Linked DNA regions of Homo sapiens: region 1 is linked to region 2. A link is an interaction called in ENCODE POLR2A ChIA-PET data of the cell type or tissue named here. Cell type or tissue: IMR-90. All regions are shown on one strand. Each heading gives the region's core, and the rest is flanking DNA. Links, peaks and the distances in the headings are about the cores only. Region 1 has its middle 22 kb from the start of SLC28A3-AS1. Region 2 holds the start of MIR7-1 (microRNA 7-1).

What was found. ChIA-PET counts read pairs that join two places held together with the same protein. Peaks named below come from ENCODE experiments on the same cell type or tissue, not always from the same donor. Only the 100,000 strongest peaks of a DNase experiment are listed, where the experiment ranks them.
Region 1: POLR2A ChIA-PET joins it to region 2 with 22 read pairs; 11 of 35 experiments call an interaction of 5 or more read pairs at or near these places.

What each region holds. Positions count from the first base shown.
Region 1 is chr9:84,251,834-84,260,171 of GRCh38, forward strand. No RefSeq gene overlaps it. Among named protein-coding and RNA genes, the nearest start is that of SLC28A3-AS1, 22 kb to the right of the region's middle. In IMR-90, for the core only: no CTCF peak of the experiment used is centred there; no DNase peak of the experiment used is centred there; H3K27me3 peaks cover 1,590 bases.
Region 2 is chr9:83,961,660-83,969,984 of GRCh38, forward strand. HNRNPK (heterogeneous nuclear ribonucleoprotein K) reads right to left here. Exons shown (of 17, transcript NM_031263.4): 17 at 6,424-7,781. The coding sequence ends at 7,748. It overlaps MIR7-1 (microRNA 7-1), which reads right to left and starts at 8,198; the gene lies at 8,089-8,198. RefSeq lists an enhancer at 1,029-1,659. In IMR-90, for the core only: no CTCF peak of the experiment used is centred there; no DNase peak of the experiment used is centred there; H3K27ac peaks cover 204 bases.

The sequences.
Region 1 (8,338 bases), core at 209-8,208, 290 kb after region 2:
TAGATTTCTTGGATAAATGACCCTTCACCTGGGCAAATAATCCCACTGTCCCCCTGCTTTTCTTGGGTCCCTGCTTCTGACTGTAATTCATTTATCTCTGGCACATGTTGTTTTGTATTTCTGATAAGACTCGGGTGAAAAATAGGGTGGCAGCTGAATTTATTGACGCAATTTGCTCATGTAATCTATGCTGTTGGTGATTCTGAAATGCATGCAAAGGCATTAGCCTCCTAATTATGGATTTTCATGTGATTGTTTGAAATGCAGATGGTCAGTCAGCTCCTGAGCTGGGGACCTCGATCTAGGGGTGGTGGTGGCGAAGTGCTGGCGATAGAACTATTACGACTGCAGAAAGAATGAGATGTTTAGTATTTATGGTCTGTTTTTTTCCTGGGTAGATATCGGGGAAGTTGTAAAACCCTTAAAGTCTACAAAGAGTCATACATAGTGCTGTAATACACTCTGTATCCATGGGGTATTAGTTCCAGGACCTCTGAGGATACAAAAATCCTTAGAAGTTCAAGTCTCTGATATAAAATGGCATAGTATTTGCATATAATCTATGCACATATTTTCATAAGCTTCAGATCATCTCTAGATTACTTATAATACCTAATACGATGTAAATCCTATATAAATAGTTGTTAGACTGTATTGTTTATTATTTGTAATAATTTTTGTTGTTGTATTGCTGTTTTTATTTTTATTTTTCTTGGATATTTTTGATCCAAGGCTGGCTGAATCTACAAATAAAGAACCTGGGCTACGTTGGGCCAACTGTAAATAAAACTTACTCATTAAACAGGGTATGGAAAATTTGACCAGGGAAGGTCTAGTCTTAATACCACTGTGCCCTTATTTTCAGCCAGCCATCTCCCCTAAGTTTTGGCTGTGTGTGTGTATGTGTGTGTTGGAGCATGTGTGGAGAAGTAGTAGTGTTCTCGAGAGGAGAAAAGTGTGAGAGCATGGAGCACTCTCACCTTGCATTTTGTTCTCATCCTTTCTTCTCAAGGAGCACTTATAGGCTTTGTGATGGTTAAACCCACAGGTAAAAGCGCTAGCCCTTTTCTAACATTAATGGGTTACTACAAGGCAAGGTGTGAGCTTACATTGGACATCATATTTTGAGAAATAATGAATGATGCTCTGGCTGGACTGTAGGGTTGAGGGATTCTTACAGAGAAGAGCTCAGTAGATTTTTTTCCCTCCGTCTAGGAAGAATGCCCACAGCTGCCACATTGCTACCTGCTTAGTGCAGCTTGTGGCTACTTGCAACTCGGCTCACAGTCACCCGTTTTCCGGGTATACCTAAAGCTCTTACTCGTGACCCTACTCTGTGACTTGGCATTCAAAGCCCTCCAGGATTTGGCTACAACTCTCTTTTATAAGCTCCTTTGCTTCTCTGCCCCTGCCTGCACCCTGTGCTCCAAGCAAGTTAAATGCCTCCCTCTTCCCTACACAGCCTCATCCTCCCCCACGTTGTGGCTTTGCTCGCGCCTGCTATGTTTGACAGTGACTCTGCTTTTCTACCTCCATGTGCCCAAATACTTTGTACTTTCAGGTTTAATGCATACCTCATCTCTCCATAAAACCATGCCTTATCCCTTCTATCTCAATGTTACCTCTTTCTCCTCTGAACTCTTATAATATTTTATCTGTCTCTCTCAGGACCACCTCTTACTCCTTTGGTTAGTTATTGATGTTCACGTCTCATTTCTCCCATTAGATTGTAAGTTTCTTGAGGGCAGGGCCCATATGAAATTTATCTGTCCCTCAAGTGGCATCCTGCACATAGTGGGTACCTAGCCACCATTTGTTGACTAAATGAATGAAAACAGCATTAATCAAAAGCTTTGGAGATTGACATTCTTGGAGAAATGTTGGTCAAAGTGCATTCCAAGGACCATTTACTTGGGGTGGGGACAGAAGCTTGTTGAAAATGCAGACTCATGGATCCTACTAAGATTTACCAGATCAGAGTCTGTGGAAGGTGAGGCCTGGAAATTTGTGCTTTAAATAAGATTCCTGAAAAGTCCGATGTTCAAAAGCCCATAGATTTGCAAAAAAATATTCAGTCCAGTTGGAGTCAGGCCCTTTAAGCTAAGCACATAGAAAGTGAGAACTAGGGGCTAGGGAAATGTTAGTCCACAGATACCAGAGAGGGCATTTGTATCAGCTTTAAAGCTGGAAAAGGGAAGTTGACATGAATATTAGTTATGATTTGTAGGAAGTCTGTCATCTAATGCAGAGAAGCCTTTGAAACATGCATTTCAGGGTAAACAGTTTATTATGTGTGTTGTCCATCCAACACTCTGTGTTGCCAAGGCTTGGTTCCAGATTCGGAAGAGACTCCTATTGGAAAATTCAAAGGCCATTGGTTTATTGAACAGAACTGGGAGCTCGCTTATTTATTTATTTATTTATTTATTATTATTTTTTTTTTTTGGAGACAGGGTCTCTCTCTGTCACCCAGGCTGGAGTGCAGTGGTGTGATCGTAGCTTACTGCAGCCTTGAATTTCTGGTCTCAAGCGATTCTCCTGCCTTAGCCTCCTGAGTAATTAGGACTACAGGCACATACTACCACACCTGGCTAATTAAAAAAAGTTTTTTTTTTAGTGATGGGATCTCACTATGTTGCCCAAGCTGGTCTCAAATTCCTGGTGTCAAGCTATCTTCCTGCCACAGCCTCTCAAAGCCCTGGGATTACAGTTGTGAGCCCTGTTCCCTGCCAGGAGTTCACTTATTAATTTAAAAAAATTTTAAGTAAGTAAATAAGAAAAATCAGCCAGGCTATAGAAGTCAGAGTGAAAAAAATTCAGCTTGGTCGCAAAAGAAAAAACACCATACAGCATCCAAGTGAATATTTTTAATGCTTATAAAATTTTAATAGGAAGTGTGAGATGGATTTTTGCAGGCTTTAGTTACTACAGCCAATTGGTAACTAAGGAAATACTCTATTCTTCCCTACTGATTTTTCCAGGTGATTTAAACCAAGGATAAAAGCCCTCAAGAATTTGTTTTTAAAGTAATATCTCTAGCTGTCTAGGGAGAAAGGAAATAAAATGAAAGTCACTCCTCTCTTTACATAAAAAACCTTTCCCTGAAGAAAAGTAGTGTGGTGGTCAGTGGTGTTAAGAAAAGGTAAAAATGGACAAGTATTTTTAAAATGACGGTATAACTAGGGTACTGCTAATATTTAGAAAGACAGACAATTATAACAGTTGAGCTGCAGAGAAAATGGCTCAATGTTCTATTTTCAGCTTTTCAACAGGTCAGAGTCATCTAATGAGGGCCGTGGCAGGGTGGCAGGCACACTTCCAGCCGAACTGGTTGTACAAGCTTCTTGTACTAAAAGCAGTCTAGAAGAACCTTCCTAGCATCGAAGCAGCAGGGAGAAGAGCCTGTAGGACCCATTTTTCTAAACACTGTGCTCTTCTTTTTCCTTTTAATTTTCAACTTGGTGTCCATTAGGAGATTTACCTGGCTGCATCATTCAGACGGTAGTTATTGAGTTTCCGCTTAGCCAAGGGCTGTGTTATGTATTTTCTCTGCCTCTCATGTCCTGAGCCAATTTGCCTTATCCAAGCACATCTCTGTTATTATTCTGGAAATTGGGCCATCCTGACAGTCTCAGACAGAGCCACCTCAGCTCTGATTTATTCTGCGAATGTCTTGCTTAAAGGCACAGAGGCAAACCTCTTCAGAGGTATATTTCTCCTGAGTATAAATGCAGTTGTATGTATAGGATTGACAAATTCAGGTTTTTTCCTGCTGTCTGAAATACGGTGCCCCTCTTACCTCAAAAAAGCAAACAGCACAACCTATACTGTGCATGGCTAACAAGACCACCAAATCACAGTGACAGTGGGTGCCTGATGGGATGTGTACCTGAGAGAGCCCCATCTGGGGTCCCCTATCTAGCACTGAACTCAGCAACCATAGCTCTATTAAACAACTTCACCTGCATGACGTCCTTATCACAGAATTGTTGTTCCCCAGGACCGAGACAGAGATTAAAGTAGGTAGGTGGGGAGATGGGATCAAGGTCCCTGCTGGTGTTTCGTTGCTGTGACAATATCCAACCCTATGGGATTGTAGCTCAAGTAGATACTTAGATCAGGCTCCTCTGAGGAAGATTACAGGCAGTTCTTATTTCTGGAGAACTTATATGTGTGAGCCTGGCATTATCACCTTGACTAATGAGTGTTAAAAGAGAAATCAGAATCCCTGAGGACCTCCCGAGAAGAGCTTTTCAGGAAAAAAAAAATGACACAACACCCGGTGCTGACTTTCCCAGTTGCTCAGTCTCCCTCGAGTCCTCGGGGCTTGTGATGTACACCAAGCTTCCGTAATGTCTATCAATTACTTTGGAAGGTAGAGGGCACCGTGAAAACTGTAACAGTGAGTCTTCCTTCCAGCTGTGAACACTAAGCAAATTCGTACCTTCACTCTTCCCCACTTACTCCTCCCTGGCTTTGATCTCAAACTGGTCCTGTCTGTTCTTTACTAGTTACTTATGGTATGGTTTTTGGATCAGGATACTGGCTACAAAGGTTTAAAGTCTGGAAAATAATTTGCCAAAGTAACACCCCAAAGGATACTTCCTGGATAGATAGATTAGACTATCATCTCCCTACCCAGTGGGCAATGGGAGCGTTACTAATGGTGAGCAACTGAGTGTGAAGTGTCTGCTGATGTGGGACAGTGTAAAGCATTCCACAGCTTTCCGGATGGATTCTAGCCTAGAAATGTTGGAATCTAATCCCTTGGATCTGATTTCCAGTTCACAGGGAATATAGAGATGGAAGAACAAGCTTAATAACTGAGGACCTGGGTGTGGTAGCTCCAGCCTGTGGTCCCAGCTACTTAGGAGGCTGGGGTGGGAAGATCATTTGAGTTTGGGAGGTGGAGGTTGCAGTGAGCCGAGACTGCACCACTGCACTCCAGCCTGGGTGACAGAGCAAGAAACAAAACAAACCAAACAGAAAACTTGTCTCAAAACAAAACAAAACAAACAACACCCCCCACCCCCAAAAAAACTGAACATCTAAGGAAGCAACAAGGCAAATAATTCCAGAGGCTGGGTCTTTAACTAGACAACTGGCCTAGACTCTTCAATCAGTGATGAGCAGTAAGAGACGAGTGTTCTAGATTTAAAGAGATTTTAAAAACATTACAACCAGATACAGCGTGTGGTCCTGGATTGGATGTGGTTTAGCTAAACTCCTAAAATAACAGATGTTTTGGGGACAATGGAGAAAATTGGAAAGGCATTAAATAAGAAGAAAATTGATTGACATGGAAAGATGACTGATTTTATATATGTATATATATATATACTTATAAGAGTATACCTGTATATGTATATATAAAATACATATATATGTACAGAGAGAAAGTGTGGGAGGATTTGCACATTGGGGTTAACTGTGGTAATCTTGGGGGAATAAGAATATGATGGTTTGATTTTCCTTTTTTTCTCATCAACACTTTCTAATTTTTTCTTTGTTTTTTGAGACAGAGTCTCGCTCTGTCGCCTAGGCTGGAGTGCAGTGGTGCAATCATGTCTTACTGTAGCCTCAACTTCCCGGGCTCAAGCAATCCTCCTGAGTAGCTGGGACTACAGATGTGTGCCACCATGTTTGGCTAATTTTTAAATTTTTTGTAGAGATGGGATCTCACTATATTGCCCAGGCTGATCTCAAACTCCTGGGCTTAAGTGATTCTCCCCCCTTCACCTCCCAAAGTGCTGGGATTGTAAGCATGAGCCACTGGGCCCAGTTAACATTTTCTAATTTTCTGATATTGAAAAGAGATTGCTTTCGTGATCACGAAAGATTCATTAAAAAAATATTTTTTAAAAGAAAAAAACCCAAAAAACAGGAAATACCTTTCCAGGCAGCAATAATGAAAAAGAGCCTTGAGGCGAGGTCAGCCCAGCTGCTAACAAAAGACGTGTGAACACCTCCTGCCAGGCCTAGGACTTACTAGGAAGACCCCAGCAGAGACCATAATTCCATAGCGTTGTAGCCCCACTTTTTTTCATTTTGAGGCGCAGGTGAACAATTTAAGATTTGTCACAATGTAATTGAATGTGCAGAGTGACTTCCCACTGATAGTGATTGCTGAAAAAGAGTAGGGGAGGGGATTGGGAGGGCGGTGCAGGTTTTCTGCTCAGGCCGATGCTGAGTCCTGGGTGGGAAGCACGGAGCAGGCCTCTTCTACGCGGGGTCTTGATAGCTCTGCTGATGACCGGGTAAACCCCATGGGGCCAGATTTTATCAGTGATGTATTTTCTTCACTGAGAAGAATATCATGTAAGAGGCAAATAAACGTCACACAGTTTTTGCAGACCCACCCAAACATAAAATGACATTTGTATGCTGAAATAATAACCAGAAATTTCTATGCTCTAACCAATGAGTCCTTTCTCCCAGGCAGATTAGAGACACTGGAGGATGAATCTGAATATTCAAATGAATGTCCACCCTGGTGTGTAGCAAGGGGGGAAGGGGCAGAACTGGCCAGGGGCTTCTCTGATCACGTTTTGATGATAAATGCAGGATAACGAAGAAATGAAAAGCAAAGAGAAGAACTAGAGGGGGAAAGAAGGCTCACTGCACAGTAACTTCAACCGTGATCGGCCGGGTCACATCTGCCCTGCGGGAGGGAGGTGAAAAGGCGGAGGGTACACTCTGTTCCTTAGTGAAATCGCTTAGGCACAAATCAGATCAGCTGGCCTGTCTGGCTGAGACCCAGGACCTAGAGGGACCAAATTGGCAGACCTGCTTTCCAATATGTAGGTAATCACATTATCATCATTGCTTGGGGTAAGACGGATGGTTTTTACAGAATAGCCCTGATTGTGAAAGGCTGTTTGTGGGTGTGTTTGGCAGAATATTTTATACCCTCAAGATGTGCAGTTTAAATTAGATGGTGAGAAAAACCTAAATGCATAAAAAATAGGACTATTAAGAGAGAAAACTGACGTTTGGCTCTTGTGAGGCTGTTTAACATCACATGCTCTAGGATCTCAATATCGATGTTCAGTATTGTCCATCTCAGCAGCAGGGTGATGTTAGATAACACGTTTGAACTGCTTTTTACCACTCTACTAAGTTTTTTTTTTTTTTTTTTTTTTTTTTGAGACAGTTTCACTCTTGTTGCCCAGGTTGGAGTGCAGTGGGGTGATCTTGGCTCACTGCAACCTCCGCCTCCCAGATTCAAGCGATTCTCCTGCCTCAGCCTCCCGAGTAGCTGGGATTACAGGCGCCTGCCACCATGCCTGGCTAATTTTTTGTATTGTTAGTAGAGATGGGGTTTCACCATGGTGGCCAGGCTGGTCTCGAACTCCTGACCTTGTGATCCACTTGCCTTGGCCTCCCAAAGTGCTGGGATTACAGGCATGAGCCACCGCACCTGGCCTCTATTAAGATATAAAGCTGTTAAATGGATTACCTTGAAAGACATGATTTTTGTACATTAAATATGGTCAAATAGCAGTAATTTCATATGATTTGATCTAATAATTGACCTTTCCTTTAGAAGAGCTTAGATGTGGGTTGAGAGACAGAAGAGTAGCTTATCAACAGACATAAAATTATTAAGAACTAGAATTAAGAGGCCTTTCTTTGAAGTCAGTAACACAAAGATTTGTTCATGCTCCTTAAGGTTTTTCCTTGACTGACTCCATGTGGGTGAATCTTTTTCTCTAGATGAAGCACACCGTCCAATGTTTAAGCCACAAGGGAAAATGAACCCAGTTACTATTTAATACATGCAACTCAGATTTATCCCAAAATATGATGATCTACCTTGACCCGCCACCTTTTTCCAAGAGTTGACACTGTAAGTTTTCTAGAAAAAACTCCACTCTCGCATGACCAAGATTTGTGTGTGTGATCAACATTTAGAAGAACGTGCTAAAGAAGACACTGAAGACAATTCCCAAACAAGAGTTAATATCTGAGCTGCGGCAGCATCCTTGCCACAAAAACGCAGCTCCCCAAGCAACACAGGGCTCACTTAGATGTGTAAGCTCTGGTTGTGTTTCTTTTAAAATCAGTCGCATTACTTTATAGTCACATCTTGTGAGAGAGGGCTCAGGGTCTCCAGCATCCCTGGAGAGGCATCTTCTTCCTTCTGCTTGAATTTTCCTCAATCTTCTATCCCGTTTGAATGGCTGTGACCTGTTAGGGATTTTATTTGATTTTTAGGGCTTTACTATTGTATTCATCTTGATGCTCCTCAGATAGTGTTTGTCCTAATCATTGTTTCTAGTACAAAGCCAAGTTGAACTGCTGGAATTATGGAGCAAAATACTGAACTGATATTTTC
Region 2 (8,325 bases), core at 326-8,325:
TTAAATTATAATGGAATAAATCTATTGTTTCCCATTATATATCATTAACATTATTACTACAGTTCAAAGCCAGTTAGAGTTTTTTGAACCATATTTTGCTTTTTTTTTTTTTTTTTTTTGAGAAAGAGTCTCACTCTGTCGCCTAGGCTGGAGTGCAGTGCAGTGGCGTGATCTCAGCTCACTGCAACCTCCACCTCCTGGGTTCAAGCAATTCTCCTGCCTCAGCCTCCTGAGTAGCTTGGGATTACACACGTGTGCCACCATGCCTAGCTAATTTTTGTATTTTTAGTAGAGATGGGGTTTCACCATGTTGGCCAGACTGGTCTTGAACTCCTGAACTCGTGATCTGCCCGCCTTGGCCTCCCAAAGTGCTGGTATTACAGGCGTGAGCCATTGTGCCCAGCCCATATTTTGCTTTTAATTAGTGAAGTTAATATTTCCTACTTAGGAGGAAGAGCTAAGTATTATTTTAAAACAGTACAAAAATAAACAGGTACAAAGGATTATTTAACTTGGATTCCCTTGAAAACAGAATCTGGGGCAGGGGTTAAGTGCTGATATTTAATCTATGAGGTGCAATCTTTGGGTGTGGACATTGACGGGGACACTGTATTGTCCTGCCACTGCTTCATGGTGAGCTCAGAGAGACACAGCTAGTCACTCAGTAGGAGTGCTGGCACAGTCTTTGGGGAAGTCTCTCGACAAACTTTCTGGACAAACTGCCTCAGGGCAGTTTTTGGGAGGAAGGAAAACAAATTCCCATTGGTTACAGTTTGCCCCACAGGGAGTTAACTCCTCCATAATTCCAGGTTGCATCATCCAGCTCCTTTGGTGGTTACTCAGGAAGTCGTATCCCTGTGAGGTGTGGCATTTTATCCAAGTCTGAAAGTGAAGGAAAAGCCAGAAACCCTAGGTATGGGCTGGGCATGGTGGCTAACACCTGTAATCCCAGCACTATGGGAGGCCGAGGCTGGCAAATTGTCTTGAGTCCATCAGTTCAACACCAGCCTGGGCAACATGGTGAAACCCCATCTCTACAAAAAATTTAAAAAAGTTAGCTGGGCATGGTGGCACGCGCCTCTAGTTCCTGCTACTCAGGAGGCTGAGGCAGGAGGATGGCTTGAACCTGGGAGGCAAAGGTTGCAGTGAGGAGAGATCCTGCCACTGTACTCCAGCCTGGGCAACAAAGTGAGATCCTATCTCAAAAAAAAAAAAAAAAAAAAAAAAAAAAAGAGCCCAGGTATGTTACTCATTGTCCTGCCTGTTCAACCTTGAGGTAGAGCCTGGCACTTTCTAGGAAATGACTGATCAGCCCCAGACATGGCGTAACTATGGTCTAGTGAAACTGGTTGGCAGCAGTGGCAGCTGAGGTGGAGCAAGAGCTGTCATCCATTATTTTGTTGCTGTCCTCCCTTAAATTAGCAATGCTGCCTGTATAAGATAAACCTCTTTAATTGAAGGGCTGCATGTAATAGCCACTGAATGGCTAAGCAAAATTAAAAAAAAAAAAATTTTAAGGCCGGGTGCGGTAGCTCATGCCTGTAATCTCAGCACTTTGGGAGTCCGAGGTGGGCGGATCACGAGGTCAGGAGATGTGAGACCATCCTGGCTAACACAGTGAAAACCTGTCTCTACTAAAAATACAAAAAATTAGCCAGGCGTGGTGGCACGAGCCTGTAGTCCCAGCTACTCAGGAGGCGGAGGCAGGAGAATCACTTGAACCTGGGAGACGGAGGTTGCAGTGAGCTAGTATCGCGCCACTGCACTCCAGCCTGGACGACAGAGCAAGACTGTCTCCAAAAAAAAAAAAAAAAAATTTAATTGGCAAATAAAATTATATGTACTTACGTACAACATGATGTTTTGAAGTATACTTGCATTGTGGAATGTTTAAATCTAGCTAATTAGTAAATGCATTACCTCACAGTTATTATTTTTGCGGTGAGAGGAATGTTTTGAAAGGTTATGAGAAAGCTCACACGATGGAAGAGAAGGCTGGGTAACCAGACTCATAAACAGAAAACCGGCAGCTTTAGAGTTTTGAGAGCAGAAACTGCCCAAAGTTGTCTTCTAATTAGTGCTATTTAAAAAATGAACTATAGGCTGGGCATGGTGGCTCATGCCTGAATCCTAGCACTTTGGGAGGCCAAGGCAGGCAGATTAACTGAGTTTAGGAGTTCAAGACCAGTCTGTGCTGGGTGTGGTGGCTCACGCCTGTAATCCCAGCACTTTGGGAGGCCGAGGTGGGCAGGAGTTTGAGACCAGCCTGGCCAACATGGTGAAACCCCGTCTGTACTAAAAATACAAAAATTAGCCGGGTGTGGTGGCGCCTGCCTGTAATCCCAGCTACATGGGAGGCTGAGGTAGGAGAATTGCTTGAATCCCAGAGGCAGAGGTTGCAGTGAACCAAGATTGCGCCATTGCACTCCAGCCTGGCAACAAGAGCGAAACTCCATCTCAGGAAAAAAAAAAAAAAAAAAAAAAAAGACCAGCCTGGCCAACATGGTGAAACCGTGTCTCTACTGAAAAAAAAAAAAAAAAAAAAAAAAAAAAAAAGGCGGGGCGCGGTGGCTCACGCCTGTAATCCCTAGCACTTTGGGAAGCCGAAGCGGGCAGATCACGAGGTCAGGAGATGGAGACCATCCTGGCTTACATGGTGAAACCCTGTCTCTACTAAAAATACAAAAAAATTAGCCGGGCGTGGTGGCGGACACCTGTAGTCCCAGCTACTCAGGAGGCTGAGGCAGGAGAATGGCGAGAACCCGGGAGGCGGAGCTTGCAGTGAGCAGAGATCACAGCACTGCACTCCAGCCTGGGTGACAGAGCAAGACTCTGTCTCAAAAAAAAAAAAAAAAAAAAAAAAAAAATTAGCTCGGTGTGGTGGCTGTAGTTCTGTAGTCCCAGCTACTCCGGAGGCTGAGGCAGGCAAATCACTTGAACCTGGCAGGCGGAGGTTGCAGTGAGCCGAGATGCCACTGTACTGCAGCCTGGGTGACAGAGGGAGACTATCTCAAAAAACAAACAAAAAACCCAAAAAAACCTATAAGCATTACAGCTTGCTTGCATCATTCTCCTCAAGATTGAAAATCTCAGGAGAAAGAGTCTGGTTGGCCAAGCCTAAATCAAATGTCCACCCTCTGGGGTGACAAAATAACCCGTTAAGGACCAGGATTTCTTTCTCCTCAAGCCTATGTACAATGGAGAGAGAAAAACTCAAGGAAAACTGTGTGCAATTAGAAAGGGGAAACTGATGTGGTATTAATAAGATGTCCATTATAATTCACCCTTTAGCTGTTCAGCATTCAAGAATTTTTTTCTCATGTACTTTCAGAAATACTAGTATAATGCAGTTATTCTTCATAAGTTTCTCACCCCCTCTTCTGAGGGAGACAACCCAGTCTCATTATTTGCTGCATCACAATCAAGTCCAGGATATGTGGGTGATGTACATTTCTGCTTTAGCTTCAGCTTAACTGTGTTAGATCAAGTCCTAGAAGCAGAGCCTAAGCCAGGGATTTTTGTGCAATTGATTCACTTCGAGAGTGCTCTCAGTTGAAGCAGAATGAGGAAAGGAGCACAGGGCAGGGAAAATTGGTCAAACCATGATGCAGTCTCAGCAGTGTCAGCCTGATCCCGAGTTCCAGAGTCTGAACTATACACAGAATTGGTACCAATTTGAGACACAAAGTATGAATAAATGATCTGAAGGCCCATTCCAAGTGAGATCACCTCCACCTAGAATTTATGGTTTGATTGCATTAGTCTTAACTCTCCTGTTTCTTGGTAATTCCAGGGTAAATTCCTAGATATGCCTTGTGAGTTTTCTCATAAATTCCCATTCCCACTGATAGCAGAAAAAACTGGTCTTCCTTTTTTTATTTGAGACGGAGTTTTTCTCTTGTTGCCCAGGCTAGAGTGCAGTGGCACGATCTCGGCTCACTGCAACCTCCGCCTCCCAGATTCAAGCAATTCTCCTGCCTCAGCCTCCTGAGCAGCTGGGATTATAGGTGTGCGCCAAAGCTAATATAACTGGCACTCAATTCAGTGGTCTCTCCTTGACTATCTCGCCTTGGCTTTCACTGGTACTGCAAATCTTTTGCTATTCTGCCATCTGTATCCAGCCACTAGCTGGGCTCTTTATCTTACAGCTGCTACTATGCAGTAACCCTATCTTTCACCATAATGACCCCATCACAAGTCCCATTGGTTCTCAAGTGATGTCCCTCTTACGACATCTGGGAATCAAAGGAAAATTCTGTGGGGTGTTTGTGTCTGTAATCTCAGATCATCTCTGTGCCAAACATTGTGTATCTCTCGGTCTTCTGTGCTTTCTATCCCATGTGGTCATAGGAACACTTTGCAGGGTTTCAAATTAGAAGTGAGGCTAGTGCCTTGTTTTTGTGCTTTTGGCGTCCTTTTCAACCCATCTGGAGTTTCTGCTCTCTCATTAATCATCTCCCACTGCTCTTGCCCCGGTCTGAAATATAGGAAGGTCTCTGGGGATGGCCTGAGCCAGGAGCCGAGATAGCACCACTGCACTCCAGCCTGGGCGACACAGCCAGACCATCTTTTTAAAAACAAAAATTCTTCTCCTTTTTTTGGTTCTCTTTAACATAAAAACTTACTGGATTGAGACAGGGTCTGTCACCCAGGCTGTAGTGCAGTAGTGCCATCAAGGTTCACTGCAGCCTCCACTTCCCGGGCTCAGGCGATCCTCCCACCTCAAGCCTCCTAACTGGGACTACAGGTACGCGCCACCATGCTTGGCTAATTTTTTGTAGAGATGGGGTTTCACCATATTGCCCAGGCTGTCTCAAACTCTTGGGCTCAAGCCATCTGTCCACCTTGGCCCCCAAAATGCTGGGGTTACACGTGTGAGCCACTGCACCGAGGCTAATTAAATTTACTTCGAATCACAGCAATCTGAAGCAATTCATTACCTAATTCACGTGGAACGGTAGTAATTGAGTACTAAAAAACCTTAAAACTAATGAAAGGGTTTTTTAAAAGGAAATTTTGCTGTTTGGTTTGATTTTCTTTGCTATTAGATCAGATTTAGTATTTTACATTATATGTCTCAGTACAATAAAACAAAGGCAAACAAAATTTGAATAGTAGGGAAAGGTTTTAAATTCTTGAGATAACTAGTACAACTTGGTTTCTGTCTGTTGGCATTTTGGTAATTAACTTACAAAAAGTTAGGCTAAATTTTTGAAACTAAGTCAGCATTATACACCAGTAACTTCTTACAAAATTGTCTCAATATTCCATTTAATTAAAGAGCTTATGTTCACTTCTCCCACCCTTTGTGAAAATTCTCCCAACCTGTCCCAATTCTCACCCAAATTTTAAATACCATTTACCAATCAATAGCAGTGGCAATGCAAAAGGCCCCTCTCCCTCCCAAAGCTGTATATCAAAGATATCAATACCAGATATTCTTCAATCCATTAAGTCTTCAGTAGAATGATGTGTTTAAGGTCTGAAATTATTGTAAAATGCAAAAGTGAAAACATTTGCAGCTAATGGTCCATGTGTTACATAACTCATTTACAGGTAACAGATAAAAGCTTTGGAAGCCAGTGTTCTCTCCAGGGATGCTTTCCTTCAGTAGGATTAACAATTTGACTAAAGTGTCCTTGTCATTTTTCTTTAGGGGTAAGGGCTCATTTCACCCTGAGCAACCCCAACTCAACCACACTGGGGAAACCATACCACAGGTAGCATTCACTAGTTTTAAGTAATATTTTGACATTTACTTCATGTTCTTCATTAATCAAAAGATCACTCTACGTCCCTCCCCAAACTAAATGTCACTCAACTCTACTTCCCTTAAAAGACATTATTCTGTTCATACTATTAATACTTACATGAATTCTAGAACTGCCCAACTGTTACTTTTATTATACACAAGCCTCTGACCTAAATTCAATAATTACATTCATGACTCCTTTCCTATATAGTTGTTCATCTGTTTTGAGGCAGGAAGATTGCTTGTGCCCAGAAGATGGAGGTTGCAGTGAGCCAAGATTATGCCACTGCACTCCAGCCTGGGAAAAACAGCAAGACACTGTCTCAAAAAACAAAACAAAACAAAACAAAAACAGTTTTCAAGCTTTCTGGACAGCTGGAGGTTAATAAGTAGTACTTCAGAAATATGAGCCGGGAACCATACTCTGCAGTTATTTTACATTATCTCCGATATTCTCAAACATCAAACTAAAGCTATTTTAGAGAAAGGAACCAAGTAACTCACTCAAAATTTCTCATAGGTAATGAGGAAAGCTCTGGCTGACTATAAGAAAAAAAAAATTGGATGACTAGGCTCTCATTTTGCTAAATTACCACGTTAATTATGAGCCCAACTACCACCCCTGCCAGCTTTCACTTATAAATGCTAGAAAAACACTTCACACAAAAAAATACATAAGATTACTATATTTCCTTTTAAGAGGAACGTTTCAACAAATTTTACAGGTGTCAATCAACCCTTGTTCAAATCGGGCACACATCAAATCTAGCATCATGGGTGTTTTATTTATTTGGAAGTGAATTTTAACTATCAATACAAATGCCAAGATACTACACAAAACATCCACAGGAACTTTTTTCATCTTTTTTTTTTTTGAATTGTACACAAACATTTCCTACATAATCCAACATACAACAGAGAAATGGTACATCTTTTTCTTTCAATTTGCATACAATGGAAAAACAAGTATATATATATTTTACAAAGTTTAACTAATAAGACACTAGAGCAAATTGACAGTTTAAGTCTATAGGTGAGAAATTATCTAATAAAAATAATCAATTTTTTCAGCATTAGTCACTTCCATAACCAAGTGTTATTCTGATTAATAAAACTTGCTGCCAATCAGAATTCTGGTATATACTCATACCATTACTCAACTTGTAGTACTGCTCCCCACCTTAGTTCTTCACAACTAACATAGAAAATTGTTGAAAAGTAGGGGCAAGCATTTGCAAAAACAAACAAAAAATCCCCAGCTTATTATAAGCATGAATATGTATGATGGAATTTCTTCCCAGCAATAGACTTCCAAACCATCAAGAAATCACCAGAACTAAGTTTGCCAAGTTATTTTGCCTATGTCCAACAAGAGATGCACTTATATGTCCAACAGAGGAGCTGAAAATTAAACTTAGTGTTTAGTTTGGGGGTGGGTTGGGAAATTCAGCCACCATTTTAAAATGACTGTCTTAAAAAAAAAATGACCACCAAAAATAGGTTCACTAAATTTATTTTAAAAATCATAAAACGTTTCTTACAAAAGAGCATTACATTCTGCACACTGCTCTGAACAGATGCCAGGGACATGTGGACTATTGTTACTTTTCCTCCCTGTCCCACCCCCCAAATGTTACAGTGACCACAAAGCAAGGTGTTCACAATAATTACATGGGGGGAATTTTTTAAACCACCAACAATAACGAAAAATAAAATCCACTCACTCTGCTGCTGTTTCAAAATTTCAATGTTAGTTTTTGCACGCCCTTCCCCCCCCCAACCCTGTTTGTAAGGAACTAAAACATTACATCTGGTGAACAGCAAAGATTTCACTACACCTCAAATGCAGAACACCTATGAAGCAGAGGAATGTTGGCTTTTTAAACAGAAGCAGATAAAAAAAAAAAGATGCAGGACTCCTTCAGTTCTTCACTAGTCTTAGAAAAACTTTCCAGAATACTGCTTCACACTATAAAAAAGAAAAAATATCTTGCATTAGAATCCTTCAACATCTGCATACTGCTTCACACTATAAAAGAAAAGAAAAAAAAGTGCGAATTAGAATTTTTGCTCGTAACATCTTAATCAACATCAAGACAATTTCAATGCTAAATTAAAATGATAAACACGTCCATTACAATTAGAAGAGTTCAAAAACCATTAGCAATTACAAATTAAAGCAATGTTAAGTGTCAAGAAAAATGATGAGTAGTAAATCGGACATTAGTAGAACAGAATTAAGAAAACGGAATTGAAAGTTGTTAATATTTGGTAGAAAAGACAAAGAATGCTAGTAAGGTGTGAAATGCTGCATTTTACAGCACCAATCATTTGTCCTGTAGAGGCATGGCCTGTGCCATATGGCAGACTGTGATTTGTTGTCGATTTAGTTATCTAAAAACAACAAAATCACTAGTCTTCCACACAGAACTAGGCCAACATCCAATGAATCTTCTATATTTTCTACAGGCTCTGTACAATTTTTAACAAGTGGTTTTGGCAGCAGTTTTCACCAGAGAAATGAGAAGTTTGCTTGGTTAAGGCTTCTTCCAGCAAGATTAGTATTGAATGTC